Linked DNA regions of Homo sapiens: region 2 is linked to region 1. A link is a contact called in ENCODE Hi-C data. All regions are on one chromosome and are shown on one strand. Each heading gives the region's core, a stretch centred on a gene start or an enhancer-like site at or near the end of the contact. The rest is flanking DNA. Distances are from core to core; before and after follow the strand shown. Region 1 overlaps BCAS4 (breast carcinoma amplified sequence 4). Region 2 holds the start of RBM38-AS1 (RBM38 antisense RNA 1).

The links. Hi-C counts contacts between places; a loop is a spot of excess contacts on that map. Pooled maps may share reads with other maps.
Region 2: a map with no recorded cell type shows a loop between it and region 1 (12-fold over the local background). The contact joins the promoter of RBM38-AS1 here to the enhancer-like site in region 1. A Hi-C loop is called at or near these places in 3 of 37 single-sample maps with no recorded cell type and 4 of 50 pooled maps.

What each region holds. Positions count from the first base shown.
Region 1 is chr20:50,815,887-50,821,113 of GRCh38, reverse strand. It overlaps BCAS4 (breast carcinoma amplified sequence 4), which reads right to left. Exons shown (of 5, transcript NM_198799.4): 2 at 2,832-2,903. Among named protein-coding and RNA genes, the nearest start is that of BCAS4, 23 kb to the right of the region's middle. RefSeq lists enhancers at 257-758, 1,742-1,791, 2,279-2,328, 2,339-2,388. Within about 2 kb of position 2,618, at least 22 of the 41 ENCODE cell types and tissues checked have a DNase peak (open chromatin) inside an H3K27ac peak, as active enhancers do.
Region 2 is chr20:57,391,691-57,396,917 of GRCh38, reverse strand. RBM38-AS1 (RBM38 antisense RNA 1) reads left to right here and starts at 3,862. Exons shown (of 2, transcript NR_149006.1): 1 at 3,862-4,639. It overlaps RBM38 (RNA binding motif protein 38), which reads right to left. Exons shown (of 4, transcript NM_017495.6): 1 at 5,100-5,227; 2 at 4,141-4,264; 3 at 3,585-3,639. RefSeq lists enhancers at 69-1,030, 3,860-4,049, 4,804-5,227 and a silencer at 4,900-5,089.

The sequences.
Region 1 (5,227 bases), core at 1,369-3,868:
GAGCAGCCAGCACTGTATCAAGCTGGAAAGCACGCTTGCTGCCCACAGCAGGTGGTCGCTTGCTTGCCACGTGACATGGCGGCCGATGCTTGCAAGGTAGGAATGAGTACCCCAGGAGGGCCAGATCTTTGCTTTTCTGAGAGAAGCCGGAACTCTAGATTTTTCACATGAAATTCTAAAAATGTCACAAGCTAATGCCTGCTTTTTTCCCCCCCAGAAACATCAAATTATCTGCAGGCAGGATTGGACCTGTGGGTCATCTGTGTGTGGCCTCAGGATTAAATCTTTCCATGAAGCATCTCCAGGCTTCGAGTTAGGAGGACCTGCCTGATGCTGCCTGCAATCTTGAGTCTCCTGGCAACACAGACACACACACTTCCCACCACAGGAAGCTGTGATGGTTTTTCAGGGCTGGGCCACATGGGTCTCTCCGCCTGTCCACATGGACTTCTGCCCCCAGCCCTCTTCAGGCTGATGCTGGGTCTCCTTGCGCAGAATGCCCATGTGGATGACGGGATGGGATTTGAAAACAAAGGTGTCCCTGGAGCATCCATCCACACCATCCTCCCGACCTGCCTTCCCTGCCCGCAACCACGATCCTTCACCCAGTGCCCAGCCATACCACATCCCTGGCCTCCCCGCCTTTGCACAGGCTGGTCCCTCTGCCTGAATGCACTCCTTCCCCATCTGTTGAATTCTCTATTTCTCCTTACAGCCCCAGATTCATCACCACCTGTTATACGAAGCCTTCCCAATTTCCTAGGCAGGACTTAGCACCCCTGGCTCTGGAATCCCTTCACACCTTGACCTTACCTTGACAACAGCACTGTAGCATGGGACGGCACCAACTGATACCCAAATCAGTCTCCCCACATACACTGGGGCTTGATGGGAATGGAGATGGACTGAACTCTCTTTGCATACTCAAGTTTATGACGGGGCCCATTCATGAGAAAGTGCCCAATGCAGCCGGGCATGGTGGCTCACGCCTATAATCAATCCCAGCACTTTGGGAGGCCGAGGCGGGAGGATCACTTAAGGCCAGCAGTTCAAGACCAGCCTGGTCAACATGCTGTCTCTACTAAAAATACAAAAATTAGCCAGGCATGGTGGTGCATGCTTGTAATCCCAGCTACTCAGGAGGCTGAGGCAGGAGAATCACTTGAACCCGGGAGGCAGAGGTTGCAGTGAGCCGAGATTGCATCACGGCACTCCAGCCTGGGGGACAGAGCGAGACTCTATCTCGAAAGGAAGGAAGAAAGGAAGGAAGGAAGGGAGGGACGGAGGGAAAGACGGAAAGACAGAAAGACGGAAAGACAGAAAGACAAAGACAGAAAGAGAAAGAAAGAGTCCAATGCGTGGTGGTAAAGAAAGGACAATCCAGGCTGTTAAAAGCCTGTCTTGTTACCTAGCTCCCACCTGGACCCACATCTGAACGTAAAAATTGACTCAAGAGAAGAAACCATATAGGTCCTCTTGGGATTTCTGCTGTGACCCTAGAGGCTGGGCCGAGGTCCGCTGAATAGGTAGGGATGACTCAGTGCCTGCTGTCTAGGGTGGCTTTGTGCCGGGCACAAAGAAAGGCGTTCAATGAACATCTGGGGCTGCTGTTACTGTTACTCCCTTGGGTTCTCACAAACACTCTCAGGGTCCGGACACGGTGCTTCTCAGGGACATAAACGCACACCACTGGGCCCAGGTGGCCAGGCTTCCTCCACTCTGGGGAGACACAGGGCCTGGTCACAATATGGAGCTCTACCCTTTGGGCCTCCAGGCAGACACCTCAAGCCCAGGTTACTGGTTTGCCTCTAATAAGCTTGGGAGCTTCTAGAAAATTCTATCAGCACTCCTGGGGGCTCCACACCTGGCTGGCAGCAATCCTAGGAACACTGGGATCTAGAAGCAATTTCTTTTTCTTTTCTTTTTTTTTTGAGACACAATCTTGATCTATCACCCAGGCTGGAGTGCAGTGGCGCAATCTCAGCTCACTGCAACCTCCACCTTCCGGGTTCAAGCAATTCTCCTGCCTCAGCCTCCTGAGTAGCTAAGATTACAGGCGCCTGCCACCACACCCGGCTAATTTTTGTATTTTTGGTAGAGGCAGGGTTTCACCATGTTGGTCAGGCTGGTCTTGAACTCCTGACCTCAAGTGATCTGCCCGCTTTGGCCTCCCAAAGTGCTGGGATTACAGGTGTGAGCCACTGCACCCAGCCTCTAGAGGCGATTTCTAGAGACTCTGGCGTGGGAGGCTTTGTCTTCTGGGCCATTGTCTTCCATCTTCCTCCTCAGCCAGGCTAGTAGATTTGGGCCAACCAGACAGAGTAGGAGGTAAAAGCAGAGAGAACAGAAGGATTCAGGAAGGAACTCGATGCCCAACTCCACCACGGGCTGTGGCCTGGGCAAGAGGCTCCTCCTAGGCCTCGCAGGCCTGAAGCCATTTCCTGGCTGTCTCCATGTTTGCACAGGGGACGGTGCAGAGCTGAGGAAAGTTAAATATAGTCTAGCGTCCCCGCTGAACGGCTCCCTGCATCGGTGCCCGAGAGTGCCACCTTGTGGTCCACTCCTGGCTCCTCTGCGGAATAAAAACCATCTCGAGGGAAGGACGAGATCAAGATGGCCGCCTCAGGAAGCACTTGGGGTTGAGTGAGAGAGAGAGAGCGAGAGAGAGAGAGAGGAGGGAGTGTTTGCACGTGGCTTTCCTCTCAGCGCTGGCCGCTGCCCCATTCCTCCTGGTTGCTAACTCACCACCAAAATGGCTTCCGCAGAAAACTCCAGCAAGGGCCTGAAGTCTGGCCTGGGCCTAAACCCACGCCTTCCAGGCAGCCACTCACCAGGTCAGCCAGGCTGCAAAACTCTTCCAGCCTGAGGAGCATGCCCTCGATGGTCTCCTCCACCTCCTTCGCCTGAAAAAGAGACGATATCCTGGAGATTAGCAAGTGGTTTCCAGGGAGACAAACACCCTTCATTTTTTTTTTTTTTTTAAAGCAAACTAAGTCTTAGGATTATGTGCCCGGTTCCTGCTCGACCCCCTTCCACTGCCTCCTTTGAAAGAGCAATAAACAGGCAGCAGTCCTGGCGCCCATCACGGAGGACTGGTTAAAGCCACCACGGCCTCTCCATTCTATGCAGCTTTCAAAAGAGACAAGATCAACAAATACAGGAAATAACAAAGCTACCCGTATCCTCCACGTTGTACAGATGAGGACACGGAGGCTCAGAGAGGTGGGGTAACCTGCTCAAGATCACACAGTTAACAAACAGCGGGGCAAGGATCCTAATCCAGATGGAGTCCACAACCTCACAGCCTGCTCTAATAAACACAGTGGCCCCGGTGATACCCCGGAGAGGAAAAGCAAGCTGCAGACGGTGTCAGATACAAACCATACCAAAAAAAATGTGTGAGGCGGGCGGATCACCTGAGGTCAGGAGTTTGAGACCAGCCTGACCAACATGGCAGAACCCCGTCTCTACTCAAAATACAAAAATTAGCCGGGCATGGTGGCGTGTGCCTGTAGTCACAGCTACTCCGAGGCTGAGGCAGGAGAATCGCTTGAACCTAGGAGGCGGAGGCTGCAGTGAGCCAAGATTGCACCACTGCACTCTAGCCTGGGCAACAGAGCGAGACTCCGTCTCAAAAAAAAGTACATGTCTTCACAGAGAAAGGCCTGGAATGATATGTGCCAGACTGCTAATAGTTAAGAGATGTGCTTATACTTAAAAAATTTGTTGTTTATCTGAAATTCAAATTCAACCGGGCATCCCATAGTTTCTTTGGAAACCCTATTAACAGGGCTTACTTAGCCCTGGGCAGGAGGAGTTGGGAAAGGGACTCTGACAAGGGAAACTTGAATTTTTTATGTTATGTAAAGGGTCCATGGCCGGGAGCAGTGGCTTATGCCTGTAATCCCAACATTTTGGGAGGCCGAGGCAGGAAGATCACTTAAGTCCAGGAATTCGAGACCAGTCTGGGCAACATGGTGAGACTCCATCCCTTTAAAAAAAAAAAAAAATTAGCCCAGGTGCACTGGCTCACGCCTGTAATCCCAGCACTTTGGGAGGCTGAGGCGGGCAGATCACGAGGTCAGGAGATCGACACCATTCTGGACAATGTGGTGACCCCATCTCTACTAAAAATACAAAAATTAGCCGGGTGTGGTGGCACACACCTGTAGTCCCAGCTACTCAGTAGGCTGAGGCAAGAGAATCGCTTGAACCCGGGAGGCGGAGGCTGCAGTGAGCCAAGGTCACACCACTGCACTCCAGCCTGGGCGACAGAGCGAGATTCCGTCTCAAAAAAAAAAAAAAAAAAAAAAAAAAAAAAATTAGCCAGGCATGGTGGTGCATGTCTGTAGTCCCAGCTACCCAGGAGGCTGAGGCTGCAGTAAGCAGTGATCGCACCACTGCACTCCAGGCTGGGCGACAGAGTGAGAACTTGTCTTTAAAAAAAGAAGAAGAAATAAAACCCAGTCATCAGGCTGGACATTAACATAAATGAGTGAAACAGGCCATCAGGCTTGTGATCTGAGAGGTGCTCATCCAGTCCTCCAGCTGCTGGCCACTAGCTGCCATCAGGAAATGCAGGCCCGGAGCTGCCAGATCTTTCCATTTTCCAAGAGAAGCCAGAAATCCTAATTTGATAGGAAATGCCCCAATGTTTAAACATTGGAACACATTTAAAAAACCCTTTAATGCTTCACAAATTAAGCCAATAACGAACGTGCAGAGGGCCTGCCAGTGTACAACTGCTTCATGCACTTGTGTAAAAATTAGGGAAATAATTAGCGGTTTGGCCAGGCGTAGTGGCTCACGCCTGTAATCCCAACACTTTGGGAGGCCAAGGTGGGCAGATCACCTGAGGTCAGGAGTTCGAGACCAGCCTGACCAACATGGCGAAACCCCGTCTCTACTAAAAATACAAAATTTAACCAGACGTGGTGGCACGCGTCTGTAGTCCCAGCTACTCAGGAGGCTGAGGCAGGAGGACTGCTTGAACCCAGAAGGAGGAGGTTGCGGTGAGCCAAGATTGTGCCACTGTACTCCAGCCTGGGAGACAGAGCAAGATCTGTCTTCAAAAACAAAAAAGAAAAATTAGGTTTTTTTTCCCCCTCAAGTTATCTACTACTTTTATGACTTCTAAAATACCAGTTTCTGTTGTTATTTTTGTAATGGCCAGCATTCAGGAAGAAAGTTCGCCAAGCACATGATCTGCTTTCCCTACCAGGCCACA
Region 2 (5,227 bases), core at 2,613-5,112, 6.6 Mb before region 1:
CCATTTTTCTGCTAAAAAAGACAGAGGCAGTTCGTACTGGCCCTTATTGTCCTTTCTGCCCTGAACGTGGGTGGGATGTCTGGAGCCGTGGCAGTCATCTTGTGACCATGAGGCAAGGTCCAAGAGACTCACAGATACTGGTCCTCATGCCACTAAATCCAGGGGACATTTGGCAATGTCTGGAGACATTTTTGGTAGTCATGACTTGGGCGAGGCAATGCTACTGGCTTCTAGGGGTGGAGGCCAGGGATATTCCACCCCCTTCAAACGTTCTATAATGTACATATGAGGCACTCTGTGAACGGGAGTCAAGGCCACAGCCAGGCCCCCTTAACAGGCAGGGAGACCCGCACCCAGGGAAGCAGCTGGCCCTTCAAAAATAACCCAAGGAGAGGCTCTGGGTGCAGCTAGTCCCAGGACAAACCTCTGCTCCCGGTGCCCTCAGCCCAAGAATGGACAGACACCCCTTGACACAGGGCACCGTTCCAGGCCAGACTAAGCTCTGCCTGGACACAGACCCTCTCCAGACTGCTGCACCTCCCCTCCCACCGGCAGGTGACAGACACACTCAGCTGGCAGACACCCTTGGTGGGCCACGGCCACCGGCTCCTGCTGTGACTACCACGTGCTTGCCACTGCCGAGGAAGGCTCCTCCAAACCGCGGACAGTGGCCACATACAGTTAGGTCAGAAATGCACAGGTGAGTTAGGTCTCACAGAGCTTGTTCAACTTAAAAAAAGGAAAAGAGGCAAGGAAACTCCGGCAAATAGCATAAAGTGTAAAGTTCTTTGGTAAATCATTCTAAACTAACATTTAAGACCCAGCCAGGCGAAGAAGATTCCACAGGGTCTTGCCTAAAAGCAGAGCTGTGGGATCTTCAGAGTTGTCCAGGGCAAGGTATAAAAGGTCGGGGTCAGAAAGTCAAGGAAGAGTTCAGCCAGGCACGGAAGGGGTTAACTGGTGGACAACCCTCAGCTGCCTGGGCTCCTGGCTCCCACCTCCCTCCATGCCCTCAGCCAACAGCAAGTCGCTGCCAGCCCAAGGCCGACAAAACTGGCCGCTGAGTCAGGCCCGGCTGTGCTCCCGGGGCCTGATTGTTCACAAAGACAAAAGGGACGCTGACGGCCCAGCTCTCCAGCTCCGGCCCAGCTCTCCAGCTCCGTCAGCGGGCGGGGGCTGGGGGCAGACAGCTGACCCAGGCAGCCTGCCCCGCTGCCTCCCTGGAGCTGCACCCGGGAGCCTCCCCCTACCCACCTCAGTAAGGCCCAGGCAGGGGCAGGAGGCGGCGCGATTCTCAGAGGCTTGAGTTCAGATCTCCCAGGAAGCCAAGAGCGGATGGCCCCTCTGACACCGTCCCTGTTTGGGTCTCCACCCTTTGGCAACCAACAAATAGAGTCTGCGGCCTCTTCATCGTCACAAGTATTAAATGGCCAGCCAGCAGATTTAGTTACAAAACACCGTCGCCTGAAGTCGGGGGCACACAGTGGCAAACTCTGTGACCGATCCCAACTGCTTCTGGATGGGTGGTGTTCACAGGACTCCAGGACAGCAAGGGAAAGGTCGGGCCAGGGCCCTTCCCACCGTCCCCCACCAAGAAAGCATGCGTTCAGGCACCCACCACCTGTGTTCCAATCTCCTCCCGGACGTCTATTACCTCACGCCTCCCCACCCTGGCCCTGCCACCCGCCCCCAGGCCCAGACAGGTGGTTAGCCTTTCTCTGCCTCAGTTTCCCCATCTATAAAGTAAGAATGGTTTCAGTCCCATCCTCAGAGGCCTGCTATGAGGACAGGAGAGGACTTCTGAGGAGGCCAGAGCACCCAGCCCACATGCCTGTGCACTGTTTTAAGCAGTTAATGTTCCTGTTTTCCGGATGAGGATGCCACTGCCAAGACAGACCCAGCTGGTAAGGGGCAAAGTCAGGATTCGAACCCACCTCTGCAGGCCCCAGAGGCCAAGCACTGATGGGTATGGAGTCCCAGAGGTAGCTGTGTGGATCAGAGCGAGCCCAGACGCACGTGGGAAGGCCTTATCCCACTGTAAGCAGAAAAGAGCTGCAGGCACTGGAGGCACACACCCTCACCTCTGGGCAGCTGCTCCCGCCCAGTCCATGCCCCCAGGCGCCTGCTGTGGGCCTGGGGAATGGAGCCAAGGTTCTGGAAAACAAGGAACACCCTCTTCATGTGGCCTGAACCCCATAGGAAGAATCTCGGTGAAGGCATGAAGGCTACAGTGTCCCCAAACACCCTCTAAGACGACTCTAGACATCTACAAAACAGATTCCAGGACGAGACGGACAGGGCCGCCTGCTCCCACCACCCTACACGCTCCCTTCCCAGGAGGACAGAGGCACCCCGGCAGGAACCTGAGCTGCCCGGCCACTCGCACAGGCTAGAAGGGCCCCGGCCACCCTCCAGCACCCCTCAGCCAGCGGCTCCTCCCACTGCTACACTTGCACACATCCACCAATACACACGGAAGCCGGCAGGGAGCCCCCGAGTCACCCCAAGCGTTCCCAAAAAGTGGGCACAGCAACTTCTGCTGGGGCCTCTGACCCATTCACCTGGGAGCCAGGCCCCAGGGGACCCATTCACCTGGGAGCCAGGCTCAGCCGGGTTCCACAGGATCCTTGTCCACACTGCCCCAGTCAGGCAGGTTACTCCTCAAGCTGTGTCTCTCTCAATGGAATCTACGTGGTGCGCACATGCGTGAGCACACACACGTGATCAACTGGCATTAGGGATTTGGATTCAGAAAGTTCATGAAGTGCCAATGCCCTGAAAGGGGTGGTGGTCTCTGAGCTGCCTTCCCCTCCAACTCCAACCCCATCAATATGCCACGGCGCTAGGGCAGACAGCTTCCATCCATCATGGGGGTGGGGAGGCAGGCCGCAAGGCAGGACTCTTTGTATCCCTTAAGTGTGTGTGTCCCTCCCCAAGCAGCTGCCAGGACTTACTAGATGTTTTAAAAAAGGGCAGGGAGGTGGGAGGCGTTTTAGGATGGAGAAGAGTGGGCTGCGCTGCTTGTAAATGAGTCAGACTAGAAGCCCATAGGCCAGGCCACTCAGGCAGGTGGCCTCCACCCCAAACACATCGTATCTACAGCAACGTTCACAAACATCAGACCTTGGTAGCAATGACCTACTGCCACCACCTGCCCCAGCACTAGAACAGGTGAGAGGAGTGCCTGGGGAAGAACTCAGCCTGCCAGTCCCTAAGAGTCATCAGCAAACACTTCAAGAGGGCGTTACCTGCACCAGGCCCACCCTAGGCCCTCCATTCAGAGAACTCAGATGTGCTGTGACCACTCCCATTTTACGGGTGAGGAAACTGAGGCCACACACCTAGCGAAGGGAGCTGGGGTGTGTACCAAGGCAGGCAGGCTCCAAGGCTCACCATCCCCTAGGTGGTATGGCCTCTGCCAGGGATGGAGAAGTGCAATCTGCCTTCTCTTCACTCCCTTGGCTTAAACGCAATCAAATGTCTGAAAACTGTCATTTCCCCAGCCTTCCAGACCCAGGAAGCCCAAGGCCCTCTCCACTTCATCTCCACGGACTACCCACCCCAAGCCAGCCATGTCCACTCACCCGTAAGTCCGCTGGATCAAGGTGGGGTGCAGCTGCTGCACCCCAATGGCAAAGCCTAAAACGAGAGAACAATCAGGGACTTGGCCTTGCTGCACGAGCCACGTCTCAAGGGCTGCACACAGGGTGGCAGAATCCCACAAGCCACACACCTCTAGTCAAAAGGGATCATCCGCTTCCTCTCCCCTCCCAGGCCTCCCCCTTGTGAACCCCAAGGCACACCGCTGAAGTGTGGCAGTGAGTGACGCAGGTGTCAGCAGCCACTGGTGTCGGCACTCCCAACCTCCAGGCCCCATGGCCACTTCCTCCCTCCTGCGAGGACAGCTGGCAACTGGGGTGCAGTACCCTCCCTGCCCCCCGCCCCCTTCTTTGGGCCACACGCTGTGAGAAGGGGTCTAGATCCTCGAGGGGGGGATGGCTGCCCTGTGCCGGCTCTGCAGGCACATGATAGCCGACTGCCACTGCTGGGGCGAGGAGGGGGGGCCTCTTTCCACCCGACAGATACCGACACCCAATATAGAAACCGAGAAGAGCCAGGCAGGAAAACACAAGCTCTCACCCGTCTGGAGGCTCCGCGGCTTGGCGCCCAGATATGCCAGGTTCACGTTGGCCTTGCGGCCGTCGATGATGGGGTTCGGGTCTTTGCAAGCCCTCTCAGCTGCCGCCCGGTCGGCCATGGTCACCTGGTGGAGCAGAGACACATCAGGGGCTGCCGTGGGGGGAACCAGGGGCGAAAGGGGCAGACGGCTCCGCCCTGGCACCGGATGCTGCCACCCCTCTCTTCCCTTCCTCTGAGGGTGCCTGTGACCCAGGGTCCTTGAGCCAAAGCTCCTCTGAACCCTACCTGGGGCTCTCCCACAAAGATGCCTCCTGGATTCCAGCTCCTCCCGTCAAAGTTCAAGGCCTGGGAAATGTGGCCTTCAAGGACAAAAATAATCCCCTGCGGGGATAGGGCAAAAATGAACCCCGAAGGGAGCTTGGGGGGCCGCCTGGACTTGCCCACCAGTGAGGGCCGAGACTTTCCTCTGAGAAGGAGTTTGCGACGCTATGCTTGGAAGGTAAGCAGGAAAGTGTCTTCAAGACGTTTTTACTTAAGCTGATGTTTATTTGGGGCGGCTGAGAGGGCTGTTAAAAATATGGGGGAGGCCGAAGAGCTCCTAACACCCCGGGGTGGAGCCATTGCTCCTCACCCCCCGCTGCTCCAGGAAATCCCGAGTGCCCTCTGGCTCCAAAACCTCCCCACCAACTTAGGAGTCCTAATTGAACACAGCGGCTCTTCCTTTTAAACCGGGGGTGGGGGTGGGGGTGGGGGTGGGGGTGGGGGCCGGGGCCTGGGGTGGTGGGGGCGGGACCGGCAGGAGCGCGCCCGGGAGAGGCGGCAGGTGCGGGCGCCGGCTGGAGGCGCCTGGGGCGGGGGCGGCAGCGGGCCGTCTGGGCGTGTGCCCCGGAGTGGACTCGGCGCCCGGGCCGCGATAAGGTGTGCGGCGGGGTGCGGGCCCGGGCGCGGGGGCCACTTACGAAGCCGTAGCCGCGGGACTTGCCCGTCTGGCGGTCGGTGATGACCACGGCCTCCTCGATGTCGCCGAAGCCCTCGAAGTACTTCCTGAGCGAGGCGTCGGTAGTGTGGTACGGCAGGCCGCCCACGA